Regions from separate parts of the Homo sapiens genome. Here region 2 is linked to region 1. A link is an interaction called in ENCODE POLR2A ChIA-PET data of the cell type or tissue named here. Cell type or tissue: GM12878. All regions are shown on one strand. Each heading gives the region's core, and the rest is flanking DNA. Links, peaks and the distances in the headings are about the cores only. Region 1 has its middle 39 kb from the start of MIR5197. Region 2 overlaps ARHGAP26 (Rho GTPase activating protein 26).

Region 1 (10,841 bases), core at 1,913-9,912:
CAACATGGAGAAACCCCATCTCTACTAAAAATACAAAATTAACCAGGCATGTTGGTGCGTGCTTGTAATCTCAGCTACTCGGGAGGCTGAGGCAGGAGAATCGCTTGAACCCGGAAGGCAGAGGCTGTGGTGAGCCGAGACTGCACCACTGTGCTCCAGCCTGGGCAACAAGAGCGAAACTCCATCTCCAAAAAAAAAAAAGAAAAAAGAAAGAAAAGAAATATAACTGGGAAAGATGGATGAGTTTTGGAAAAGAGGTCAGTTTTGTTTTGTTTTTCCCAAAGGGTGTGGTGAACTGAAGTAGCCAGAGGGACAAGAAGCAGGAGAGTGAATAATCATCCCTAACGCTCTGCAACATATGAGAAGAGGGGAAGCAAACCACTCACACTGACAACTCCTTTCTTTAGCTCCAATCCAGACTCAACAAAAAAGGACTTATTTGACAAAGATACATGGCACTTGATGGCAAGCAGTGGCAGTATGATAAACTGGTAAAGCAGTCCAAGACTTAAGGCCTAAGCTTTTGCTTCTGGGCTATGTGACCTTGGATGAATTACCTCACCTCTCTGAGCTTCAATAGTCTGCAAAATTTGCAAAATGAGGTACAAGTATTGATCACTCAGAGAAGCTGTGGGGATGACACAGGATAATGTTATATAGCTCTATTAGTGTGCTAGCACAGTTCTAGCCATGTAGCAGGGAGTCGTGAATTATAACCATTGTTATTATTTTATTCTTAGGAATAATACAAGTTAAAAAAGGAATTAATAGTTAGGGCTTATTGGACTTTGGGGGACAATTGATTCAACAAATTTGAGCACCTACCCTGTTCAAGGCACTCATTTTGTGCTGGGAAAACAGCACAGAAAGTCATTTCTTCCTTCAGAGAATTACATTCTATATGAGAGATACAGACAAGAAAATAAACAAACATAGATAAAGAGAAGAGCTATAAAGAAATTTAAAAAAGAACACAGGGGTCACACTATGCTTGTGCTGTGAATAAGAACATTGGCTGAACCTGCAATATTTGGGGAAGGATGTCAATTCCTGAAGGCTGACATGAGGTCTACATTGAATGTCAGACTGACTCAGTGACTTTATATCCCATATAGTCACACTTTTATGTCTTAATGAAGTCAGGTTTCAGACAAATTGGTTCATTCATTTCCGAGGACCCCCATACTTCTTTCGGTCTTGGATAAGTTGAATTACTCATTCACTAAGTATTTTGGCAGAACCTTCAACTGATGCGTATTTTTAGCGCTGGGTTCATGTGTAAAAAAAAAAATACATTTGGAGGGGCCGAATGAATAATGGAAGAGGAAAATAAAATAGCAAACTGTGTTTTTCAAACGTCAGCTTGGTAGTAATGGAGCAGAAAGTATTGGGTGATTCATAGCATATGTGAGGCTAAAAACAAACATAAGCAAAATACCAAATTGTTCAAAGTCTCACAGGGAGGGTGCCAATCATGAAAGAGCTCGAACTGACAAAAAGAGTGAGAAGGGCCAGCATAGGGGGTGTGGGGAGACAGAGACAGACATTGACATAAAATAGTAAGATTCAAGAAGAATGTTCTGTTTGAATGTGATGACCAAAAGCATATTTTTGGGAGAGTTTAGAAGAATGTCTCTCCAGAGCCCAGACGTAGCCTCTGAGTAAACAAGGAAATCGTGGCCTATATCTTTGAATTTATAGTTTGACCCTGAAAATGTGCACTTTGGTCAGCAAAATGTTAAGAGGAATTTTCAACAACAGAAGTAGCTGATAATCATGATTGTAAAAACACTTAGCGTTTCCATATAAATGTCTTCAAAGAAGAGAGTGAGCTTTTAATAACAACTCCATATTGTGAAGTCAAGGCTGTTAATGGCATATACTTTACACACAAACGACTTTAATACAATTTATGCCATCACCTTGAAACCCGTTCTAGGAAATATCTCCAAGATTTAGTTTAGATTCTTCTCTGTTATCCAGAGCTGAGCCCCTGATTCAAGCAAGCTTATCATTTATTTTTTTCTGTAGTCTCTTAAGCCTCAAATCTACCATTTATTTTTAGTTTGTGATGTTTCCTGTCTCTGAATGTCATTTTGCCAATCTCCCTCCTGGCTTCCCTCTACTCTTTGACGTTTAGCTCAAATGTCTCTCCTTCAGTGAACTTCTTAAGCAGAGTCACTCATAACTTGATCTGGTTTCCTGCAGCATTTTATACACATCTTTATAATTCCTTTGTTAATCATTCTCATGCCTATTGTTTATTTTTTGTCCTTTAGGTGCCAGGCACTGTATTAAGCATATTACCTAAATTCTTTACTTTAATACTTGCTATTGCTTTATGAGATAGATATCATTATTATTCTCATTCATGATTGAGGTTAAGTAAGTTGCTTCATTTCATCCACCTAATAAGAGATAGCATCTGACTTCTTACTCGAGAACACATACTCTCAAGTACATGCTATGTGGCCTCTCATATCACCATACTGTTTGCTTTTGCTGGTGTTGCAAGTTTATTTGTGTTCACATCTATCTCCCTCTTTACATAAAATACATGTACAGGTCTTGCCTAGGTTGGAGGGATAGATGAAATACAGGGCTGGTCAGGAGTCTATTTACTGGTTCTGTCCATGATGCAGGAGACAAAGTTGTTAGCGTAGTCAAGGTTGATTACTGGGAGGTTACTTGAAGGAAAATGCCTTAGACCGGTGGTCCCCAAAGTTTTTGGCACAACGGACCAGTTTTGTGGAAGACAATTTTTCCATGAACCAAGGAGGAGGGGTTTGTTTTGTGATGATTCAAGCACATTACATTTATTGTGCATTTTATTTCTATTATTACTACATTGTAATATATAATGAAATAATTATACAACTCACCATAATGTAGAATCAGTGGGAGACTTGGATTTGTTTTCCTCCAACTAGTCGGTCCCATCTGGGGGTGATGGGAGGAGTGACAGATTGTCAGGCATTAGGTTCTGATAAGGAGTACACAACCAAGATTCCTCGCATGTGCAGTTCACAATAGGAACTCTTCCTCCTATGGGAATCTAATGCCGCCTCTCATCTGACAGGAGGCAGAGCACAGGTGGTAATGTGAGTGATGGGGAGCGGCTGTAAACACAGATGAAGCTTTGCTTGCTCACCTGCTGCTCACCTCCTGCTGTGCAGCATGGTTCCTAACAGGCCATGGACCAGTACCAGTCTGTGGCCCAGGGACTGGGGACCCCTGCCATAGACAAAATTGGTAACAAGAGTCAAAAATCAGAAATGAAGAAAACAATTCAGGACAATGGAAGTTACATAGGAATCAAAGGTTAAGAAAGATCTTGTTCAGACAAAATTTTAATTGGACACAATATTTACACACACAGAAGAAAGGGCATTCTTTTTCACTTGGTATATACTATGCATGGCCAAGTGTTATAAACTTCTTGGATGTACTAACCATATAAATCTCAAAATAAGTTTCTAGACTCTCCTGGTATATCAGTTCCTTCTCATTTGGGACATATGCACATTTCTATTGCAATTCTTACTGCTTAGTATTGTTTAAGAGACAATCATGCCTTGTGGGGCTCAGATCTTTTCAAGAACATTGGGTATATCTTATCCATCTTTGTGGTCCAATGTCTAACAACTAGTGAGCTATAAAAGGTGGGCCAGTATGTAAATAAAATTGAAACAAACAAGAATGTTTTCTATAGCATTTGTAAAATAATTGGCTATATATTTTTTAAAAACCCTCAAAATTCATGTTTTCTATAAATAAAACACACAGTACTTTTTTTTTGTAAGTTTAAGTTCTGGGATACATGTGCAGAACGTGCAGGTTTGTTACATAGCTATACATGTGCCATGGTGGTTTGCTGCACCTGTCAACCAGTCATTTAGGTTTTAAGCCCTGCATGCATTAGTTGTTTGTCCTAATGCTCTCCATCTTCTTGCCCCCCACCCTCTGACAGGCCCCGGTGAACACACAGTACTTTTCTAGGGAGTTAAAGATTCATTCAACAACTGGGACATTTAGACAATTGAAGAGAATTTCAGAGATAATGGATCATAACTATGTTTTTCCTCTCCCTTCTTTCTTCTGGAAAGGTAGAAATATGTATCCTTTTACTGACTCCCTTGATAACTTCCCACCAAGGCCATGACATTTAGAAGGTAGTATTTATTGTAGAATTGTAAGAAATGGACATAGTTTTCATCCCTTAAATATGTTTTCTGACTACTAAAAACAGTACCTAGTGGTTGAGAAAACAATTGACCATTTATTTATGTATTTCTTCATTCATGCAATGAAAACATAGTTAAAGCCTTTTGTATGCAAGTCTTTAAGCTAGCTACCAGGAATATAATTATGAGCCAAAATAGACATGGTCTTTGCTCTCCTGCTGTTTATTATCAAATGAGGGTCATCAAGTAATTAACTAAAATTATACCTTGCAAAGGGTTTCAAAGAGAGCTATATGGTGCTATGAGAACAAATAATAGGGGAAAGAGAAGCACAATATAAGCCAAACATGGAGATGTTGGAGTAGGTAGATCTTGCTGGGTATAACATCATGTTAAGGATTCTGGTATTTACCCCAAGAGCCACAATACGTTGTAGGCACTGAGTTAATGAAATTAGATGGTGCTTTCAAAAGACTACTTTGTTTATAGTGTAGAGAATAGGACGCAGGGAACAAGAGGAAAGTAAGACACTAATTAGATGGTTTAGATGTTGGTCTAAGTGAGAGTAGATAGTAACGTGGACCAGGTTTAAGGTCTTGGGAAACTGAAAACGAACTAGTTTCACTATTTATTTATTTATTTATGTATTATTTTTGAGACAGAGTCTTGCTCTGTTGCCCAGGCTGGAGTGCAGTGGCACGATCTCCGGTCACTGCAACCTCCACCTCCTGGGTTCAAGTGATTCTCTTGCCTCAACCTCCCAAGTAGCTGGGATTATAGGCGTCTGCCACCACACCTGGCTAATTTTTGTATTTTTAGTAGAGGCAGGGTTTCGCCATGTTGGTCAGGCTGGTCTTGAACTCCTGACCTCAGGTGATCTCCCCATCTCAGCCTCCCAAAGTGCTGGAATTACAGTTGTGGGCCACTGTTCCTGGCCTCACTCTTCTGATTTCAAATAGAAGTCCATGGGTTGAGCAAAACCTACTGGGACTACTCATTAGCAGGTGGAGGGAAACTGTAGCTGTGCCACTTGGAAGAAAAAGTCACCTGTGGGCTTTCAGTTTAGTTATTTATACTTATGCATTTGACCTAATGAAGATGCTTCAGCTTGAGGAAACAAACGGATATGGGAGATAATTGGGGACCAAATGGCATAATCATGAAGGTACACGGTATAGAACTTGATTTTTTTCTACTTTCAGCTTAGTTTATTCCCAATTCCTCACTAAAAAGCATAAGCTTAAATGAGGTTTTTGCAACATTTAATAGGTTAAATTCGTCTTCTAAAATTTGTTTTGACTTGAACTTTGCACAAGACACAATATTAAAACATGACTTAACTAGAGGCAGGGCCTTATTTGATCTTTGTATTCCCTAGGACTAGCCCCAGTGCCTTATTCAAAAAAAAGAAAAATGAATGCATAAGAAGAAAAAAGAAAAACTCATTTATTGAAGAGAGACATCAGATTAGCAGAAATAAAACATAAAAGGATCTAATAATACTACATGGGAATGGAAAAACCGAAGGTAGATTTTGAGTCTTCTTCAATTTCCAATTTGACTGTCTGATTTGTAATTTACATTTGTTTGTTGTTGTCTTTATGCCAAGATCTGTTTCTTTCCATCAGCATGTGCAAATGTAATAAATTAAATAGTTATTGGTGCTGTGGTTATCTATGGTATTTCCAGAGGTCTTTAGTGCAACCATGAAAATAAACACTGGACTGTTTCTAAAAATTCTTGCATACTGAGAATTGAATGGTGGGTCCCAGAGAAACTTGATACCCCCGGACTGGTTTTTCTTCCCCTCTCGGTTTTGATTTCACAGGCAACACGGCTCTGGGGAAGCACTGGGAGTGCTTCAGCAGATAGTTTCTGAGTCTAGAGAGCTGAGTGCACAGGGAAATGAGGGCTCATAAAGTTGCCTATAAAGAGGAGAGATGACACTGATTAGTGTGTACTGGGCCAGGATCAATATTATGAGCCTAGTGGCTTTGGGGAGTTATTCACAGGGCGGTGGATGTTTTCTTCTGCTTTATAGCTACTGGAAAGCTAAAAGAACTGGCTTAAGGTCACAGAAAAAGTGAATCAAGGTCCAGGCTAGTCCTCAACCCATGAGTGCCAAATCACTCTCCTCTCTATTGGTGAAGCTCTGAATTATCTTCCTCCTGCAGACGTGATCTTCTGTATTCATTCTCACAGTTGGAAGCATTATTATTCAACCTGTTGGCTCAGCCAGAACTCTTGGGCTCAATCTCAAAAGCTTTCAGACTCTGGCAGGTGTCACAGATACATGAAATGGCCAAGAATAAGGCAAATGGGTGTGGAGGGCCTATGAACAACTGAAGGCTTTCAAATGTAAATGAAAAAAATATACTACGCTCATCCAAGTTGCTACCTTGGTCTTAGAGTCATCTTCAATTCTCTTTTTTTTTTTTTCAAGCACACATCTTACAAATTCCTTTACCCAACTGAGCCTACCTTTGACATAACTGTTGAATCTTGCTCTTTGTCTCCCTTCCTATTGCCACTGCTTTAATTCAGGCTCTCATCATCTCTCCTTCTACCTGGCCTAACTTCAGTTTAGCCATTACACTTTTCCTGCATCTATCCATTGCATTGCCAACAAAGTTATCTAAAGCCTGAGTGTGACCATGTTATTCCCTCATTTATGAACTTGGGTAGTTCTGAACTGCCCATGGGCTGAGGGCAGGGGGGCCTCAGCATAGCTAAACCAACCTGACTTTCCAGACTCATCTGCTACCACCCCTCTCTTCTTGTCTTGTGCTCTAGAACATCAGGCTACTTGCTGGTCTCTCAATGTGCCCAAAAAGGCATTGCTCACTTAGTATGGGGGATTAGCTCCTGGAAATGGAAATGCTACCTGAACTAACCACATGTGGGGTCATGTCAGCATAATCTCCCCAAAGAGCTATTTCTAGCATCAGGCATTAGCAATGGCTCTTTGAATTTTGTCAAATCCTCTGAAATCACAACATCCCTCTGGCCACAGTTTTTTCCAGGCCACAGGTCACACAATTGTTAGTCAGTCACCCCAAGCTCCAGTCATGCTTATGACAGGCTTTATAACATTTAAGGAATGCTCTTTATTGTTTGTGTCCTTAACCACTTTCTTGAAGTGACTCTGTGGTAAACCTTGCTTTTTAAGATCCAAAGTGGTTCTCTTCCTCTTTCCTTAAACAGCTCCAGCACTAATACTGGAAGTTTTCCCCCAAACATTATAAGTGAAACCTGTTCCCTAAAACACAACATAAATAGCAGAAGGAAAAGTTACAGAAGACAAAAACCAACAAATTGTATTAGAAGAGTGTGGTAGGGTCCTCATTGGTTGAGAATTTGCTTGGCCACTCAGTAGCCATGAGCATATAGCACAATTGATAAAATATATAATATCTACTTATTGTATCTATCCAAACATCCATTCACATATGCGTGTGAATACCTTCACATATGTAAAAGAAGATACTCTACAGAGAGTGTGGCAAAGGACTGCGTAGAAGAGGATGCATGTATGTTTGTGCTTGCTGTTCCCCCAGCCTCGGGTATACTCCTCCTTTGTTTTACTTGGTGAATTGCTACCCATGCCTTCAGCTCTGTTTACATGTTACCTAAACACTTTCTCTTCATAGCGTGCTCCACAGACTTGTGGTACCAGCATCTCCGTGGAGCCTGTTATAAATGCGGAATCTCAGGCCTCACCCCACATCTATGGAATCAGCATCTGCGTTTTACCAAAATCTCAAGGTGTTTTGAATGCACATGAATGCTTGAGGAGCACTGACCTAGTCTATAAAGCCTTCCCTCACCCCTCCAGCAAGACAAAAGGCTTTGCTTATACACTTGGTGTTATTTTTGTCTTTATCACGTTGTATCATGTGAACCTTTAACAAGAGTAGGCCCTTGACAATGTTTGCTGAAATGCATTAGGACATATCAATCCAGGCATCTGCTATTCATTATGCTATTTGCAATAATATACCCTAGATTAGTTGATCCAACCTCCTCCTCTCTTTCAGAGGTTTTGAAAGTTTAAAACCTGATTTTCTAGGCTTCCTGACAGCCAGATATGGCCACGTGATTGTTCTGCCAATGAGCTGTAAGCAGAAATGTGCTAGTACTTTATCTCCTCTTTTCTTCTTTTGCCTGAAATATGCCATGTTAGAGGTACTTCTCTGATGCCATCAGAAGCCAAAAGCACAAGACAAGGATAGAAGACCAATAAGAGAAAAATCTGGATTCTTGAAGGCATCTTTCTGACCCCAAACTGCTTCTCTATAGGCTTCTTATGTGAGACAAACACTTCCTTATGTGTTTACACTACTGTCCGTTTGTTGTTAATGGAGCTGAATGCATTTCTGACCAATACGTTGGCAAATCCCATTTGAATTTGCTCTCTTTATTAGTCCTTGCTGGGGGCCCTTCAGGTGAAATACAATAAGGTATTAGAACAATGGTTCTTTAATTGTTCTTTTTATTGCTATTCTATTTCACTAATTGACTTAGAATAGCATTTACTCCTAATATTCCCCGCAATGGGAAATAGGGCCATGGGACATATAAAATTTGAATAACTTACTGCTTCAAAAAACCTAGTTGTAGGTTTTGATGAAGTCATAAATATTGGACTATCAAAGAAATCAGTCAAGGCTTCTGGTCAATATCAGAACAGAAACCTCTCCTCTCGTCATTTTGACATCTTGACTGCTCCCCAGATGGGAGTGGACAGCCACATGAGGAAGTTTTTTTTAAATATGGCACTTTGGATTGCTTTACAGGAGCTCTGTGAAGACGTCTATGAGTTATGTGTAAATCCAGCCACTGTCTCACTCCCATAGCTTGGGGCTGCTTTGGATCATTAAAGCCTCTTAATACTTCCCAAACCTCAGTTATGCATAAGCTACATTTCACTGGGAAACACTATGCAGGCCAAATGGGAAAACTAGGTGTTGATGGCCATAGTAAACAAACAGAGTGGAATTTTGTTTTATTAGTCTTTGTGACATCTTGCTTCTTAAACTCCTCTGCAAACTCTTTGTGGTATTTTGCCCTCACTGCATTGCTATATCTCCGTCAAAATCTGGCAGCTGTTTCATGGCTCATCATGAAAATACCGTCAAAAAATCCAAATGATGCAAGCTGAGCTGTCCTGGAAACTTTATACATCAATTTTCTTGGTGCCATCTGACCTCTGACCCACAACCTGGTGTCTCCTGGTATATCAGGTTGTCCTTTGTTATTTTGTATTTGGTCCTCATCGTTACCTAGCCACATTCTCAGACTGTTCCAGGTGGGTGCTATATTTAACAAATCCAGAGAAAAGACCGGGCATAACAGGCGCTCAAATTCACAGTAAACACACCTGTGGACAATCCCCCGAAGCACATCCTTCTGAACACCTTCAACGAAATAAACCTTTGTCCTCTGAGGTTGAGTGTGAGTTTGAAAAACTGACAAAAGTCATTTAGAGATGGATCAAATCTCAAGCCATGTGACTCGGCTTTTTATAAAAGGCCATCCGATGAAGAAAACACGTGAACAAACAAGTTCCACTCTGGTCCTAGTCTCTGAAGACAATTTCAAAAGGGAAGGAATGAAGCCTTTTTGAAGCAGGCTCTTACACAACCACTCCGAAGGCTGCACTGAGTTAGGAAGTTATATTAGGTCCCTTAAATAATCAGCCTCCATTCCTAGTCCATTAGTTCTCAAATGTTATCCTGCATCAGATTCACCTGTGGGATCTGTTGATGCACAGATTGCTGACCTCATCCTCAGAGTTTCTGATGCAGTGGGTCTCGGGCAGGGCCGGATAATTTGCATTTCTATCAATTTCCTGGGTGATGCTGACTGACGTTGTTGGTTCTGGACCACACCTGGAATTGTGCTTTAGTCAAACCTTATATTTTCATCCCATCAAGTCAGCTAACTGCTTGTCAGTTCTGAGATTTAAAAAAGCAGTATGACACAGTCACATAGTACCGTGTACCCTGATTCTCAATGTTCTTGACGTTTCATATTTTATGGTTACATGGTTTATAATGCGCACTGGACGGTGGATCACCAGGCACATCGGGTTACAGATAAGGCTGGAAGGAAAGTGTGTTACTGTCAGAGACGGTAGGGGAGATGGGGTAGGCAGGGCAGGATGTAGAGGTGTAATTGCCACAAACAATTGTCAGAGTTACTGCATATGATGGACAATCACCCATTCTGAACCTGGTCAGTGAGCCCATGAATGGATTTCATTTGGTTTCAGCACTTAACATATCACTCTAACTTTTGGAAGGAGCCACTGTTCCTCTAGCCACAAGTTTGTCATGTCATTTCGTCTCCTCCACACTTGGATACAAAACAGGTGAGCTCCTGGCCTGAGGCACAGATTGGTGTAAGTTCATGATTTATACTCATGACTCCTGGTTGATTTTACAATTTCTTCTCTATTCTACTTTAACTGGAAAAAAAATCTCTTGAGTAACCCCAGAGCATCAGCTAGCTGCATTATGAATTCCTGTAGTTTTTAGCTACATATTAGGATTATTATATATTCCTTTAGTAAACCCTTAGTTATGCAGAGTTTTAATATTCTGTATTTGCTTTAAAAAATCACAGCAGTGCTCAGAGGAAAATCAGTGACCTTAA
Region 2 (10,841 bases), core at 1,467-9,466, 470 kb before region 1:
ATTTCCTCATCTGCCTTGGTCTTATTGCTGTGAGTTGGGTAGAAGGAGTTCTAGGTTTGTTTGTTTGTTTGTTTGTTTGTTTGTTTTTTTAAGATGGAGTCTTGCTCTGTTGCCCAGGCTCGAGTGCAATGGTGCGATCTTGGCTCACTGCAACCTTTGCCTCCTGGGTTCAAGCGACTCTTCTGCCTCAGCCTCCCAAGTAGCTGGGATTACAGGGGTGCACCACCACACCCAGCTAATTTTTGTATTTTCAGTAGAGACGGGGTTTCACCATGTTGGCCAGGCTGGTCTCGAACTCCTGACCTCTGGTGATCCATCCACCTCGGTCTCCCAAAGTGCTGGGATTACAGGCATGAGCCACCATGCCTGGCCAGAGTTCTAGTTTTATGATCCATCTTTTTTCTCTTGTTCTCCAGGAGGCTTCCTACCTCTCAGACCCTACCAAGCTATGTCCCCAATTTTTTGTTTTTTTCCCACTGAGACCTCTATGGCTCTAATGTTTTAGATTTCAAGAAAACTTAAAATTTGGACTATAAGAATGACATAGAAAGGAAAAAATATCACAAAGAATGAAAAGCTGCAATTTGATCATTTGCATGTGTTGCATTTTTGAAGTCCTCCCCACCCCATTGCAACAAGAGACTTTATCTTTAGGTTGTATTTGTTCTTTTTTTTTTTTTTCTCCCAAACATCTAGCAGTTTACTAATATTTGTAGTGGGCAAAAATTTGTAACAATTTCTTATATAATGCAGTATATCAAATATCCTATTAAAATAAAATTTAGTTCATATCTTGAAGGATTATTTTCTGACCTTATATGGAAAAGGAAAGTTTTGAGAATGAGTAGTTCTTTAAACCCTGAATCAATGTAACCAGGAAAAAATAAGTGAAGAGAGACTGTGCCTTGCCATGGGTCAGGGGAAGTTTTACTATCAAATTTTCATGCAATACCCAAATCTCTGTATAGGTATGAGGGCTCTCTTTTCTGTTTCTTTGTCTATAAGGAAATTCTAAATTAAATTTCCTCTTCCTTACAAGCCAGTTATTAAGTTATTAAGTTCTGCCTTTAATTTCAGCTTGAATCAATTAGGTTAGATGCCCACAAGCAAGTGCCCTGGTTCATCATTTCAAAGAATGAGACTCTTTTTGCTGTATTTTTCTTTGCATCCATGGCTGATTTTTCTACCCTTCTACTAGCAGCTCTTCTTCCGCCTCCAGGAGTTTATTCTTTTCACTAGTATGCCAACTCCAGTGGCATTACAAAGGGAGGGTTAATAAAACCTGTGTTGAGTTGGTATTTTGACTATAGCTAGCTCTGAATTGGAGCATAGAGAGCGCTGTTAGCCATAACCTGAGTGTTCCTGATGAAACTCAGAGCCAGCTTTCTGCCTTAGTCATCATTTTTGGTTCACTTTGTGTAAGCAAGTTCCCAGTGTAACCCACTGGCCTTGGCACACCTCAGGAAGAATTAGGTCTCTATGTACAAAAATGTTCGACAGAAACCTAAGACCCTCATCTAGAATCTGAATATATAATCAGTGTGTCGGGCCTCAAAAGAGAAGAGCAATGTGATTTCATGTAGAACCCTATTTGTATGCTGCCACAGCCCTATGCTTTGCTTTACTTCGGATTCATATAGAAATCCAAGAATTTGTAGTAAGTAAGAGAAAGAAAACACCATCTCTGCTCAGCTGAGCTGGCCCGTGTGCCGAACTAGGAAGATGGCTCTTTTCCTCTGGAGAGGATATGATCTTTTCAAGGTTGCTTTTTACACATCACCATGGGGCTGGCCTGGTTGCATGCTGAAGCTGTGAAACCTGAGTGTGTATCTGTGCAAAGCTGGGGTCGAATCAGGGCCCCTAGGGGCCCTGCACTGGTTTTGTTGAGTGGAACATACAGGTTGGGGTTTTTGGAGGCTGGGTGGGGAAGAGGGAGGAGAGATGAGGGTGTTGTCAGTGAGGGAGGAACTTTGGGGAACAGAAATATCTAAAAGGAAGTTTAATGGACTTTCTTGTACACGGTGCATAATGTGAATCCTCGTCCATGTCACCTCATGCGGGCTTCGGTAAGAACCACTCCCTCATTCTTCAGTCTTCCACAGTATTAAGAGCTTGGGTTCTGGGGGCAGATTTACTGAAGAGTTCACATCCCAACTTTATTAGTTGTTTTACAATGATCACTTCCTTTTTAAAATTTATTTTAGATTCAGGAAGTACATGTGTAGGTTTGTTACGTGGGTATATTGTGTGATGTTATGAGGACTGGGCTTCTAATGTACCCATCACCCAATAATGAACGTTGTACCCAATGGGTAATTCTTTAGTCATCACCCCACCGACCCTCCCCACTTTTGGAATCCCCAGTGTCTGTCATTTCTATCTTTATGTGCATGATGTGTATTATTTATTCCCTGCTTATAAGTGAAAACATGTAGTGTTTGATTTTCTATTTCTGAGTACGACGAACAGTTCCTTGCCCTCTATAAGCCTCATCTGTTAAATGGAAACAGTAGTAGTATCTACCTCCTAGGGTTGTTAGGATGAAATGAAATAGTTCATGTAGAGCACTTTGCATGGCTTCTGGCTCATAATCAGGGCTCAGTAAAAGTTACCTGCCGTAATTATGGTCATCGTTGCTCTTTTAACAGGCACTGGGGATTTGGAATGTGTTTGGAGGGTTGTACTGAGGTGCAGAGTCCTGCTTCGTGATGGGCACAAGGTGAGAAGGGAGGCTGCCCTCTGGGTTCCAGTCATATCTCAATTAAAGAATAACACACGCCCTTCCCCTAACTCATCTAGAACAACCCCATGTACGTAGCTGGCAGTGAACACAAAAGCTCTCTGAGTAGCCGGAAGAGCCCACAATTTCATCAGCTCTCTAGACCTGTTGGACACCCTCAGATCAGGGTGACTGAGGGAGTGTGGGCAGGAAGCCCAGACCAGGAATCCAGGAGAGGCTGCTTAGGGCTTTGGGGTCCAGGCAGAGCAGGAACTATAAGGAGGTGGAGCCACTTGGAGGAAGGCGAGGACCAGAATGGAGTGGAGTGGCTCTTTTGGCTCCACATGACCACCATTTAGCTACTTGGTGTGTTGGCCTCTCTACATCCAGTTGCTGCTTCTCAGTGCTCCCCTCTGGCTTATTCTTTCCCACCATTCTGTGCCTGGGCTTTACTCTCCCTCACAGCTTCTGCTTCCTTTTAGCTTTGGATTGCCATGACCCCTGACAGCCCCAGTGCTTTCATAGCCTCATTCTCCTTAGAATTTCACCTGCTGCTTTGCTAAATTCTCTGCCATCCAGCCCTGAGGGAAAGCATCTATGGACTGGAGACCTTGAGGCAGGGGATTCTACAGTTTAATCATCTGTAGCCACAGTGAACTGGGTTACCAACCTTTCAGCAGGAACTGAAGGTAGAGCACGTTCGAAGACTGCCAAGTCCAGGACATACCTTTTGCAGACAATTACAACAAACTTGGCTCCTTGGCTTTCTGCCATCCAGTATTTTGGGAGTAACAGTCATACCACAAAAGGTGGTTACATTCACAGAATAGAAAGTTAATAATTGCTGATGAGGCAAAGTCCAGAAGAACTTTTTCTGAAGTCATAAAAGCTGTAATAATACAAAGGTCTGGATAAAGAACTAGCTACCCTTCAAATCCAGCAGCAGCTTCTTTGGTCACAACTGTATAACAGCACAAGACAGTATTGATTTTTATAATTTTCTCACCTCAAGTAAATTGCATTTGATATATTCTGTCTTTGAAGGTAGAAAAATGTGTGCCGTGTTTTAGAAAGGTTTCCTTTGGTTCACCTGGCACGGTGGCCCATGCTTGTAATGTCAGCATGTTCGGAGGCCAAGGTGGGTGGATCACTTGAGGTCAAGAGTTTGAGACCAGCCTGGCCAGCATTGTTGAAACCTCATCTCTACTTTAAAAAAAAAAAAAAAAAAAAAAAAATTAGCTGGGCCTGATGGCATGCGCCTGTAATCCCAGCTACTCGGGAGGCTGAGACATGAGAATCACTTGAACCCGGGGGGGAAGAGGTTACAGTGAGCTGAGATCACACCACTGCACTCCAGCCTGCATGACAGAGCAAGACTCCATCTCAAAAAAAAAAAAAAAAAAAAAAAAAAAAAAAAAAAAGAAATCCATTGTTTGTAATAAGAATAGGGGCGCTCAAATGATTACATTTCATTTGTTTGTAGAGTTGTTCATCAATGATGTAGATTGTGTATCACAATTCCTTAAGACCTAGAGATGGTAATAGTATGGGGGCAAGCGCATGACTAAGCCAGGCCAACCATAATATTTTCATGGATTTTTTTGTTTTGTTTTAACTGGTGCTGGGTTAAGAATTTGTCTTGCCTACCAGAATATCCAGCAGCCGTGTTCTCCATCACATATAGAAAGTTCAGCTGCAGCCATTCCAATGTGCAAAGAGAAACTGACAAGAGATAGTGGAAGCATTTTTTGAGCTTTTTTTTAACTCTCTCTGCCATTCAACAGATTTTTCTGAATGTCTTCAATATGTAAACACATTAAAGATGAGTTACAGGGGATCGTGCCCTTCACGATGAGAAATAACAGAAACATAAAGTACTTGTATTGAATGGTCTAGGTGCTACAGGATAAAGTGCTGCTGGAATTCCTAGGCAAGAGAGATGACTTTGAACTGGGATGATCAAGGAAGGCTTTGTGATCAAATTGGCACTTGAACATGCATCTTGAGGATAGGTTGGATTTAGACAGCAAACAGTGGGAAAAGGCTCAGAGGCAAGATCATACAGGGCACATGTGGGGAGCTGCTCATAGTTAACTTTGAACATATGCTTCTCATCTGTAATATTACAATTGTTTTGTTTTCTTGTGTCAATATGCTTTTTACCTCTTCAGACACTAAAGCTGGGGAAGCCTAGTAATGTTGTCTTCCCATTCCAGAATTCCATGCTAGCTGGCTCCTGATGCAACATCTTTTGTCAATTTATTTCATGTAATTGACTTGCCTGAGACGTTCCCTATTTTCATCACAGCTTTGCTTCATAGTCAAATAGACCTCACCATCTGGAACTCTTTTTTTTTTTTTTTTTTTTTTTTTTTTTTTGCTCAAATTTTCTTCCACAAAGGGCCTGTTTTGGTTTCTGAGTGTCACACAAGATCTTACGACATTCTGCATCATCCTCTTTGCTTTGAGTTTTATAATGTTAAAAAGCCAACAAAATAGGTTCAAAAATAAGCTGTATTCCTCTTCTGTGTTGCAACCCAAGACTAAGCACATCAGACAAATTCTGACACCTTCAGCTTTTAGCAAAGGCTGTTTGGTTGCCTTGGAGTTAGGCTATATCTCTAGGAGATTAGCTCTAGGCTCTGAGAGGGTAAAGCAACTCAGAAACAATCAGGATAGACCAGATTCATGGTGGGATTAATAAGGAGAGGATATAGATAGTGATCACGTAGACTTACAGAAAATGCCTGCTTATTTTTACTCCTTACACAGAGTTGTTTTGTTTAGCCTTCACTTACTATGCTAAACCTGCTAAAGTACATGTGGTATTTATTTTCATTTGGATGGGTAGCATCCCTTCTCTTTCTCAAACTGTAAGTGAACTATGGAAACTGCATCCCAGACATTCAGTGGTGATAGTCTGACACATTGTCACAGAGCACCATGCACTACTAAAGTGACTGTTGGGGCCTTTGCTTTTGCAATGTTTGCATTTCTCTCAATCCAGGGCCTCTCTGGGCTCTAACAGGAGCTATTCCTGTCTTCCTCACATGTTTCTGAAAACTGAACACTGGTGTAAATTTCCCTAATGTGACATCTTTTACATGTACAGACAGTTCTATTCAAGACCCTGTATGTCAGCTTGAGCAGATTTACCCATCAGTGTTCTTGGTTGCAAGTAACAGAAAACCTAGCCCAAATAAGTTAGGCTAAAATGGAACTTACTGGTTTTCCATTGTGCAGGAACATTTGTATTCAGGCATGGCTGGGTCCAGGGGCACAGGTGTTGCCATCAGAACCCAGCTCTTGCCAGCTCTCATTTCAGCTTTCCTCTTTGCTGACTCTCCTTAGATAAGCTCTTTCCTTTTGATTGCAGGGTGGTTACCACCAGCTGGACTTACCTTCTTAAAAAGCCCAAGCCCAGCAGAAAAGAAAGAGAGAGCCTCTTTTTCTCAGCAGTTTGAAATACAGGCTGAGCCTAATTTCTGTTGGTCCACATTGAGTCCCATCCCCATCCCTTAACCAATCTTTGTGGCCAGGGGTATAAGTGAGCCTCTGTGGGGCTGGGCCTGAATCACCTGTTCACCCTTGACTGGGTGGGAGGGGAGAACAACACCCAAGGCACACGGACTCTGCGGATGGAGAAGGGGTGGTCCTCAGAGAAGAGACAGCCACAGATGTCACTACACTGGACCTTTCTTATGGGGACTTCGTGAAGGATTTGGTGACTTTACACTCCAGGATCCAAATTTGTACTGCTTTCTTTCCCCTCAATAGTGTTTTATATGATCTCTGAAAATATCCCCTTTTTTCAGTCCAAAGGCTTCTTGCATAATTTATTTTATTCCTAGTTGACTGACTGCCTCCTTTAAGAAAAACGTATTTTATAGTTTTTTAAAAATGAAGAAAATGTTATCTTCCTACTTAGCCCTGGACACAGTTGATTCATTTAAAAAACAAATTTCTGGGAAAAGGCTTTCATTATCAGTGCCCATTACAGGTTATTAGAGAACAAATGGCAAACACCGGTGTGCTGGGGCTGGCCTCCATTCATTTTAATGACAGTGTTGTGGAGAGTGCATCTTAGAATGTGACTAAGCAGAAGGAAAAGAATCTGAAAAGGACTGGCCCCTTGTCTTCTGTGAGAGCCATGAACATGCAAAAACAGTGGCTCAGCAGCTCTGAGAGCTCCTCAGACACAGGCCACTGGGTGGTGGCATCTTTTGGTGGCCTGCCAGAAACAGTGGGGCAGCCAGCATCCACCTCACGAGCTTTGCAAAAGTCTCCAACTTGTTGTGACATTGTCCAAAACCTATGAGTTTGGATAAGAACTGTTTCTTCTGCCAGGAATCACATTGAGCGGCTGGAAAATTCCACCTCAGTTTGATCTTCCAGTGCCTGGTTCATATCCTGAGAACAAATTTTGTTCTCAAAGGTTGAAATGAAGTCTCCATGAGCTATGGTGATGATAATGGTGGTAATGACAATGATAATTCACATTAAGGAAGCCCCAGTGTCCCAGGCATTTTACATGTGTGTACTTATTTAATCAACATAATGCCGGAGGTACTGTTGTACTCCACATTTTGCACATGAGGCATAGAGAGATTACCTAACTTACCTGAGGGTAGAGGTGGGATTTGAACCCAGGTGGTCAGGTTCTAGTACTGCCCCACCCACAACCACTATGCTTAGTTGCTTCTGCGGGCAATGGTTGGGTATTGGCAAGCTACAGAAGCTGGGTGTGTTGGGAAAGAGACTGAAGCAGCCCAGTCATGTTTCTTCTTTTTCTTGCCCTCCATTCTCTGGTATCGTTCAAGTATCAGATGCTGGGGGAGTTTGGGGAGACAACAAGAGCATGGGAGAATAGGAAGCAGAGAATGAGTACCTAAAAACAGAGGTCAGCGGGCCAGAGTTTAAGAGAAAAAGAGAGGGGAAAAAAGAGCAGGAAATCCTTGAAAGGAGCTATAATAAAGGACAGAGAATATAAAGGATAAAAATGGATTCCAAGGAGGAAAAAGAATGGGAGGAATGTTTATTGACCATCTGCTGTTGCCAGGCACTAGCCTAGGGCTTTTCCATATGTTATCTAATCTTAGAACCCAGTTAGATGAACAACCACTATCAATATTCCCATTTTACAGATGGGGAAACTGGGTTTCAGGGGGATAAAGTGACTTCCCCAAGGTCACAGAAAGCAGCAGTTTGAGCTGAGGCCTGTGTGACCCCCAGCCAACAAGTCATCCATCGTCTTGAGGGCTAGTCCCTCATTCCTGGCCATGGTTTGTAGCCCTAGATGAGAGCCGCACTTGAGATCTTGAGATTTGACAGATACTTGGAGATCATACTCCAAGGAATATGGCCATTCCTTTGCTGGGAGGCAGTTGCTGTGTACTTGCATCACAAGGAGGAGAGGGGAGGGGAGAGGAATAAAGTTTTATGGGACACCTCCTTACTTCCCAAGTTTCAAACTTTTATCAAGCCAACTCTTTAAACTTTAAATATGTTGCCAGAGGTGCTGTCACTTCCTTAAGCATTCCATAACTCTCCAATCTCAGGTAAGCTATTTTTTTCCCATACTTGTGAGATTTCCTCCTACATTTGCCCATTTCTGCCATTAAAAACAAAACTAAAAACTTTCCCTCAAAAGCTGACCATCTGCTTGTCACTACGCTTTCTTCCAAATTGAAGAGGTGGTAGCAGGATGTTTGCAAGCCCAGTATTTATCTCTGGCGTAGGCACAATCCCAGCATCTACTGATTACATTTCCCATTTACTGTTAGGTTTGCGATTTGGGATTTGAACTTCCTCTGCATTTTTTTTTGTTTCCTTCCTTTTATTTCTTAGAATCCAGGTCTAATTGTCCCCTTAAGGGTTAGACTGGTTTCAATAGATTTATTAAGTGATGACTTTACAGTGTGGGTGTTATGTCCATCTCAAAATCTGTGCAGGCAACCATCACATACATGCTTGTCCCCTATTGCCAGCTAAAACTGAGGCAGCATTTTCAAGAATGCCAAGCCTTTACTAAGTGCAGGCATTTGTTTGTTATTTCAAGTCTTTGTATGCTGACAAATTCTGTACATGCATGCGTGTGTTTAGAGCACAGTTGGGTGACATGTGCCAGGTATCTGGTGGCAACTGTCCTCTGAGCATGGTTGATAACCAAATAAAATCCAGGAATGTGAGGCTTGTTACTCTTTAAAAAAAAAAATACATGTACAGTTGAGTAAAATGAGAATAAAAAATAAGATTAACAAAGGCTGAGAGAGGAAGAGAGTAATTCATCATAAAACTGTCCTGAGCCACCTAGCAGCCACGACAAAGAAGGGAAAAAATATAATGGGATGTATAGTTCAATTGTCTGTTCAAAAAAAGCATGCCAGTTCATCAAGAGCTACAAGTTATAATATTAATTTGTCATGTGAATCTCTATATTAATGATTTTGAATAGCTCAATAGATAATATCTTCCAAAGCAGTTTCATGCAAAAAATAAATGAGGCCCTCTATATAGGGCTGTTACTCCCATTGGTTTTGATTAAATACAGAGTCTGATATTAAGCTGAAGTATTGAAAGGTTGTTTTTACTATGGTGCAACAAGGAGAACAACCTGGAGAAAGCATGTTTGCTGGTGATCGGCCTGGTAACAGAATGATAGGTGGAAGGCAGGATCCCTCTTAGAGGATCCCAGTTATCTTGGCCATGCTTTTGATAGGAGCTACATGACATGTATTCTAAATTGAGGTCTGTGGGAATATAAATACCCGAAGGGCAGATACCCATGTTGTTGGTTGAAAGAAGATGCCAGAGGCATAGATCATGTTTTATTGAGGCTGACTGGAATTCTTGTCTCCATAGGGTTCATGCGAGTTCAGCAAGCAGTTACCATGTCTACGGCATGCCAGGATACTGTTGGGAAGGTAGTATTCCGTGTACGTGAGACCTGCACCCAGGTTTCTTTAAGGTAGCCTGGCAGTGCTGTGACAGAGACAGACTCAGGATGCAGTGGGACCCAGGGGAGGGACACTGAGCCTCACCCTCTGGGCTGCATCTTGGTAAGTGAGTAAAAGTTACCCATGGGAAGATGGGGGACATTGCAAGCAAATGGAACTGTGCAAGCACAAACAAGGAGAAAATAAATATGGAGTGCCCTCGAACTCTTTGGCCTCAACTGATCCTCCCACCTCGGCCTCCCAAAGCACTAGGATTACGAGCATGAGCCACTGCACCCGGCTCATGCTGCATGCCTGAGAAGTAACAAACCATTCTGCAGGGTGTGCAGGAGCCACGAGGGCCTAGAGGGAGTGGAGTCAGGAGAGCGGAAAATCACCACAGGCCAGAATTTTCAAGAGACGTATTTTTAGGCAGGTCCAAGATGTTTCTCCAAAAACGAAGTGGCTTTGCATTGTTTTATTAGTAAGAGTCAACATTTCCGAATTCAGGCACTTCGCTTCGCAATTTACATAGGCATTGTTTTTCTTAATCCTCACAGTCACTTCTGACAGGTGGGTATTGTTTTCCCATTTTTGCCGGTAGCAGCCTCAGAAAGGTTAAGTAACTTGCCCAAAGTCCACAAAATCTAACTGCAGAGACTTCCCCACCTCACCATTTGGGAGCTTTTTTGTCCAAAGACTATGAATGTCCTAAATCAGAGCCCAAGTAGAATTGGAGTTCTGAGTCATGCTGTGTGGAAGGGAGAGGTGACCTTGACCTAGACTGCACCCTAGGCTTCCCTATACCTAAAAAATTTACCCTGAAGATGATTTTTCTTTGGTGAAGGCTGTTAGACATTGAGGCTGGTCTGCCCACAAAGATGAATTTGGTTTTGGCAAAACTAAGTAGCTCCTCTTCCCAAGATTCAGTTGCTGTTTGAGGGCAGCATCAAAACAGAGAAGTGTTGTATCTTCCTGTGTGTAAAGCAGGAAGGGTGACATCTGTTTCTTCCAATAGCCTCTCCATGTTGTTTAGAAATCAGTATTTCTTAAAAGGAGGATGGCAGCAGGTAGAACAAAATGTCAATATTCATTCAGTGCCTCTTCTGTTTTATCCAGCTCAGAGATTCTGTCCCATGCAAAATAAAAGATAGGTAACAATCTATTGTTCAGTGTTAAGGATCCGG

Evidence for each region. ChIA-PET counts read pairs that join two places held together with the same protein. Peaks named below come from ENCODE experiments on the same cell type or tissue, not always from the same donor. Only the 100,000 strongest peaks of a DNase experiment are listed, where the experiment ranks them.
Region 2: POLR2A ChIA-PET joins it to region 1 with 10 read pairs; 1 of 35 experiments calls an interaction of 5 or more read pairs at or near these places.

Annotation. Positions count from the first base shown.
Region 1 is chr5:143,635,745-143,646,585 of GRCh38, forward strand. No RefSeq gene overlaps it. Among named protein-coding and RNA genes, the nearest start is that of MIR5197, 39 kb to the right of the region's middle. In GM12878, for the core only: no CTCF peak of the experiment used is centred there; a DNase peak (open chromatin) is centred at 6,017.
Region 2 is chr5:143,163,379-143,174,219 of GRCh38, forward strand. All of the region lies in intron 20 of ARHGAP26 (Rho GTPase activating protein 26), which reads left to right. Among named protein-coding and RNA genes, the nearest start is that of ARHGAP26-IT1, 24 kb to the right of the region's middle. In GM12878, for the core only: no CTCF peak of the experiment used is centred there; a DNase peak (open chromatin) is centred at 3,436.